Linked DNA regions of Homo sapiens: region 1 is linked to region 2. A link is a loop called in an ENCODE intact Hi-C map of the cell type or tissue named here. Cell type or tissue: heart left ventricle. All regions are shown on one strand. Links, peaks and the distances in the headings refer to the core of each region. The heading gives the core; the rest is flanking DNA. Region 1 overlaps HEBP1 (heme binding protein 1). Region 2 overlaps APOLD1 (apolipoprotein L domain containing 1).

Region 1 (2,922 bases), core at 206-2,705, 190 kb before region 2:
TTTTTAGGCAAATTCCAGACATTATATTATTTCATTCATAAATATTTCAGGTAATTACTGAAGATTTTTTTAAAATATAATCACAATACCTTTTTTCTGAAATTTCAATAGTACTTCATTAATTTATAATATAAAATATTCAATGCTCAGATTTCCCCCATTACTTTTTTTTTTTTTCCAACGGAGTCTCTCTCTGTTGCCCAGGCTGGAGTGCAGTGGTGCGATCTTGGCTCACTGCAACCTCTGCTGCCTGGGTTCAAGCAATTCTCCTGCCTCAGCCTCCCAAGTAGCTGGGAGTACAGGAACCTGCCACTGTGCCTAATATTTGTAGTTTTTTAGTAGAGACAGGGTTTCACCATCTTGGCCAGGCTGGTCTTGAACTCCTGACCTTGTGATCCACCTGCCTCGGCCTCCCAAAGTGCTGGGATTACAGGCGTGAGCCACCACGCCTGGCCATCATTTGTTTTAATATTTTGTTAGAATCTGGATCCAAGTCAGATTTTGTAGTACTTTCTTTTTGTTGTTGTTGTTAAGAGACAAGGCCTTGCTCTGTTGCCCAGGCTGCAGTGCAGTGGTGTGATCATAGCTCACTGCAGCCTCAAACTCCTGGGCTCAGGTAATCCTCCCACCTCAGCCTCTCAAGTAGCTGGTACTACAGTTGCACACAACCACACCTGGCTGATGGTACATTTTTAAGCTTTTATTAATCTGTGAATTTCTTTACCAACACAACTTTACATTCTTCCTTTCCATCTGTGGATCATTTGTCTTCTTATTATCTGTACTGGATTTTGCTGATTATATTTCCGTGACATTTTACCACATCCCTCTGAGCCCCGTATTGCCTGTAAATTAGTAGTTGAAACTAAAGACTAGATCAGATTCAAGTTTTTGAAGTTTTGGTGAGAATATTTCCTACGTGGTGGTGTTTACTTCCTTCAGGGGCCCACAGTGTCTGATTGTCCCTGATTGAGTGATGTTGGTGACCATAGTTCATCATTGCCTAGATGTCTTGTTCCATTAGAGGCCATAAAACGATAATGTTCTCTGTTTCTCCTTCTTCTTTTATTACCTGCAATATTTCAGTAAAGAGAAACTTCCCCTCGTTTACTATTTGGCTTCCTTTATTTCATATAGAAAAAGCCAGATACATGCTTACTTGATACCTTCTCTTTATTTACCAGTTTTCAGAATGATAATTTCATTCTGTAACATCCTCAAGGTAAAGTGGTCTGCATCTTCGTTTTTTGAGTGTAATTATAAACATATGAATTTAAACATATTTGATACGTTTCAGTTTGTTACAGATATTATTCTTATTGATGCTCTAATTGCCCCACTGTTGGCCAGCGGGAGCCTCTTCAAGTTGGTTTGTTGGTCCTTTTGACACAGCTCCAGTAGTCGTTGATGGCTCCCTGGCTTGCTGGTATAATGAGATGTTTTGAGCACATCTTAGCATTTCTTGCCCTAGAGCTAGAATTAGCCATTTCTCTAAGGAACGCTGGTTTCTTATGGTGGGAAGGGGTATACGGGTACTATCAAAGGCAGGTCGGTGACCATTTCCTTTTAATTCTCTGAAATCTAAACAGCTGAAAGTGCCAAATGTGGTGTCTAGCCTGGCTCCATGGAATTTTTAACACGGAGTTCTCACACAGCATATGATCATTCCTCAACTCGCCACTTGATGTCACTGCATAGTCAAATGAGCATTCAAAATTACCCTGCAGTGGTTTGTGTTATTTCTGATTCTGTTGAAAGCAATGTTAATGAGATGGTAGAAGGCAAATGTACTACTTCAAATGCAAAAGTACTCTATCAAATAATGCAGTGAGTGCATTCAATGACAAAATTAATTCTAAAATGAAAGCCTGGCGTCCTTCATTCAGTCTTCCTTCTTTATGACCTTGTGAAGAGATGTTTACAAAGGGATTATACATTTATTAGCATCGTTAATTACCGGTGCTTTTAGATGAATAGAATGCTGTGAAAAAAAATAGCACTATCAGAATATGTTTAGTATTCACAAGAGGCAATAGAATTATCCTCACACTTAGACCAGCAGCAACATTCCAGACTACTGTCCTTTCTCTATGCACTTAAGTTAGAGTTTGGCCTTTTCAGCTCATTTCAGCACCAGGTTCTCAATAGGGACCAACAGCAGGAGAAGTTTGATGGTCTTAATGAAACTTTCACGGTTTAAATGAAATGTCTAGATATAAAGGAAAAAGTTGGAAACCAGGAGTTTATTTTCAGGGTAACCTATGCTCCAACCCAGTTCATCATTCAGTGGCCATAGGACCTTTGGTATATTGCCAGCCTCACTGTACCTCAGTTTCCTCATCTGTAAGATGGGCATGAGTACCTAGCTTTTATGGTGTTGTGAGGATAAAATATGATAATACCTGTAAATACCTACTCAATCCTAGACATGAGGTAGACACTCAGTAAATGTTAGCCTATTCTCCTCCTCCTAACTTCACCTCCCTTTGAGAATTTGATCAAGTTTTATTAGAATTAACAATAAAAAAGTCAAAGTTACTGCAGATACACTTGGGTTAGAACCTCAGCTCCAATAATTATGAATTTTGTAACTTGCAGCAAGTTGTTTAATCTTTCTGAGCCTCAGTTTTCTCATCTATAAAATAAGATTTCTAAGGCATGATTGCAAAGGCCGGTTTCATTGTGCATTTGAAAGAACTTTGTCAGCTGTCAGCACCTAGGTTGCTGATGTCATTTTTCCCTCTAAATGACCAGGCCCCAATGGAGGCCATTGGCAGCTTGGGAAGTTCCGCCTAGAGAAAGAGAAGTTTGGAAGAAAGAGCTCAACTGCTAAACTCTTAGGGGGTTCCCACATTACCACTTAGGAGATTTACAGACCAGTGTTTGCCCATGTTCCTAGATAATTCAACCCTGTTTGTAACC
Region 2 (2,922 bases), core at 210-2,709:
GAGTGCAGTGGCCCAATCACGGTTCACTGCAACCTCGACCTCCTGGGCTTAAGTGATCCTCCCACCTCAACCTCCTGAGAAGCTGGGACTATAGGTGTGCAACACCACACTCAGCTCATTTAAAAATTATTTGTACAGATGAGGTCTCACCATGTTGCTCAGGCTGGTCTCTAACTCCTGGACTCAAGCAACCCACCTGCCTCGGCCTCCCAAGGTGCTAGGATTGGCTAGGCGCAGTGGCTCACACCTGTAATCCCAGAACTTTGGGAGGCTGAGATGGGCAGATCACCTGAGGCCAGGAGTTCAAAACCACCCTGGCCAACATGGCAAAACCCTGTCTCTACCAAAAATACAAAAATTAGCCAGGCATGGTGGTGGGCGCCTGTAATCCCAGCTACTCAGGATGCTGAGGTGGGAGAATCGCCTGAACCCGAGAGGCACAGGTTGCAGTGAGCTGAGGTCATGCCACTGTACTCCAGCCTGGGCGAAAAGAGCAAAACTCCGTCTAAAAAAAAAAAATCAGAAAAGCCAAGAGCATTGGATGGGCACAGCGGCTCATGCCTGTAATCCCAGCACTTTGGGAGGCCAAGGTGTGTGGATCACTTGAGGTCAGGAGTTCAAGACTAGCCTGGCCAACATGGTGAAACCCCATCTCTACTAAAAATACACACACACACAAAAATTAGCTGGGCATGGTGGTGGGCGCCTGTAATCCCAGCTACTCAGGAGGCTGAAGCAGGAGAATCGCTTGAACCCAGGAAGCGGAGGTTGCAGTGAGCTGAGATCATGCCACTGGACTCCAGCCTGGGTGACAGAGCAAGACTCCAAAAAAAAAAAAGGAAAAGAATAGCTAAGAGCATAACTCTGGAGTCAGGCTGCCAGAATTCAAATTCTGGGGCACCTCATGCTGGCAATGCAACCTCTCAAATTCCTTACTTTATCTAATAATATAGGGTAATTATAGTGTGCACACCATAAGATTTTTGTAAGGTAAATGAAATGATACAGGTCAAATCGTACTTAGAAGAGTATCTAGTGAGTTCTCAATAAATGTTAGCTATTGTTATTGTTAAATATCCCACATGTATGTTCAATATTATTGAAATGTCATTTTATTTAAGCACTGAAAAAAATATTGTTTTTAAATGATATTTTGAGAGTGCAGTTTTAATAAAAAGTGAGGGCAGAAAGAAATGTCTGCTTATCAACCGGGGAGCGTAGAAAAAGAAGTTTCGCCTAAAAGAAAGACTTTAGACATCACCCCTACCCTTTTTGTGTAGCTTCTCCCAGTTATAATTATTTTGGTGAATTTGGCAACCGTATTCACACAAATGCTGGAGGAGGCCAGGATCTGGCTGCTCCTGTGTGTAAGGGAGGCAGATGCCTTGGCCGTGACCCATGGCTAAAGCTCAGGGGGAATCAGGTCACAGGCCTGCCTGTCCTCCCACCTCTGGGGTTTTAGTGTAAATACAAAATTGGATTAAACATCATTTTCTGCAGATGTAGCTTCATATAGATAATCTCTATGCGTGCAGGCAAAGACCACATTAGAGGGCCTTCTCTCCACAACCCGGTGCTAATGCTAGTCAGGTTTGGGGGTGCTGAGGACCCCTAATGTGCATTCCTGGACGATGGGTCTCGCTTCATCAGCACGATTTCCCCTCTCCTAACAGCTCTCTGGTTGCTAAGAGATTGTTTTCAGATCTAAGGGCTCACTCTTTGTCCTATTCCAGACCACAGCAGGGTTTACTTTCCCTCTTATGAGTTTGCCAGGAGCAAAAAGTAACATCCCAACCTCCTGTCAACTCAACAAGAGATTTATTGCAATTAACTAAAAGGACACTTGTTACTACAGGAATACCATATGCTTCAGCAAAGATAGGATCCCAGCTTGCGGCTGGCCTCTGCAAACAGTCAGGGGCCTGCCAACACAGCCTTTTTTGGTTGTACAGTTATTAACAGTGCAGCCTCCAGACCCAGGAATGTTTCCAAGGTGCAGCTGGCACTGAGATAGTGAGGTCGTCTCCAGAGTAGTCGTCCCCAACTGGCTGCCGCAACCACAATAGGCTTTTTGTTTAAATTGCTGGACCCCCTACTTAATGATCACCCTCCTTTTCTTTCTTACCAAGAGAATCTTAGGTATATTAGGGGCAGCGTTGTTCTCAGCTAAAAATACTACATTTCCCAGCCTGCCTTGCATGGTCAAGATCGGTGGCTTGCAAGGTGAAGTCCCTCAGAGATTTACGGGAAAGTTTTCTTTCCTGATATACATGCTGCCCTTCACCCTCCCTGCCCACCTCTCTTTAGTGTTTGGATGTTGTGAAGGCTAATTTGGCTGATTCTAGGTTTCCTTTCAATTCCTTCCCAGGTTGTAATTATGTTCAAAGGTTTTGAGACTGCTGGAAGTCTGATTTCTAGGCAAAAGGGAATTCCTGTGTATGCATTGATTATTAAAAAAAAATGATTCATATAGTTTGATCTGAATATTCTAAGTGAAAATGATTAAACATCTGCCCTTTTTCAAAGTTACTAATTCATACACAAGGAAACATAGAACTAGGAAATTAATTACAGAAAGATAAAAAAATTTGAGGAATGAGCAATTTATTTCAATAAAGAGAAAGCATTAATTTTGCTACAGTGGGAAAAAATGAACTCAAGAGTTGCTACATTTAACTGTATCCCCATTTATCTCTGCACGATGTCTTTATCTCAGTGTCTCAATTCACACTAAAATATTGAATGAGAAATACACCACGTTGGCTGATTGCTTGACATGTCTGATTTAGGGAGACTTCTACAACCACTCCTCTCTTTTTTCTCCCAGTAAATACTTTTGACTTTGACACCTACCATATTGGAAATGACAGGTGCCCGAGGGCAAGTGCATCAAAGCAGTTAGGATTCGAATGCTTGCTAAGG

The links. Hi-C counts contacts between places; a loop is a spot of excess contacts. Peaks named below come from ENCODE experiments on the same cell type or tissue, not always from the same donor. Only the 100,000 strongest peaks of a DNase experiment are listed, where the experiment ranks them.
Region 1: a loop joins it to region 2, with 4 times the contacts of the local background. A loop is called at or near these places in 33 of 110 quality-filtered maps.

The regions. Positions count from the first base shown.
Region 1 is chr12:12,982,403-12,985,324 of GRCh38, reverse strand. All of the region lies in intron 3 of HEBP1 (heme binding protein 1), which reads left to right. The region is part of intron 2 of GPRC5D-AS1 (GPRC5D and HEBP1 antisense RNA 1); the gene reads right to left. Among named protein-coding and RNA genes, the nearest start is that of HEBP1, 16 kb to the left of the region's middle. In heart left ventricle, for the core only: a CTCF peak has its summit at 1,668 (motif pointing right); no DNase peak of the experiment used is centred there.
Region 2 is chr12:12,791,132-12,794,053 of GRCh38, reverse strand. It overlaps APOLD1 (apolipoprotein L domain containing 1), which reads right to left. Exons shown (of 2, transcript NM_030817.3): 2 at 2,588-2,922. Among named protein-coding and RNA genes, the nearest start is that of APOLD1, 6.9 kb to the right of the region's middle. In heart left ventricle, for the core only: no CTCF peak of the experiment used is centred there; a DNase peak (open chromatin) is centred at 1,400; H3K4me3 peaks cover 548 bases.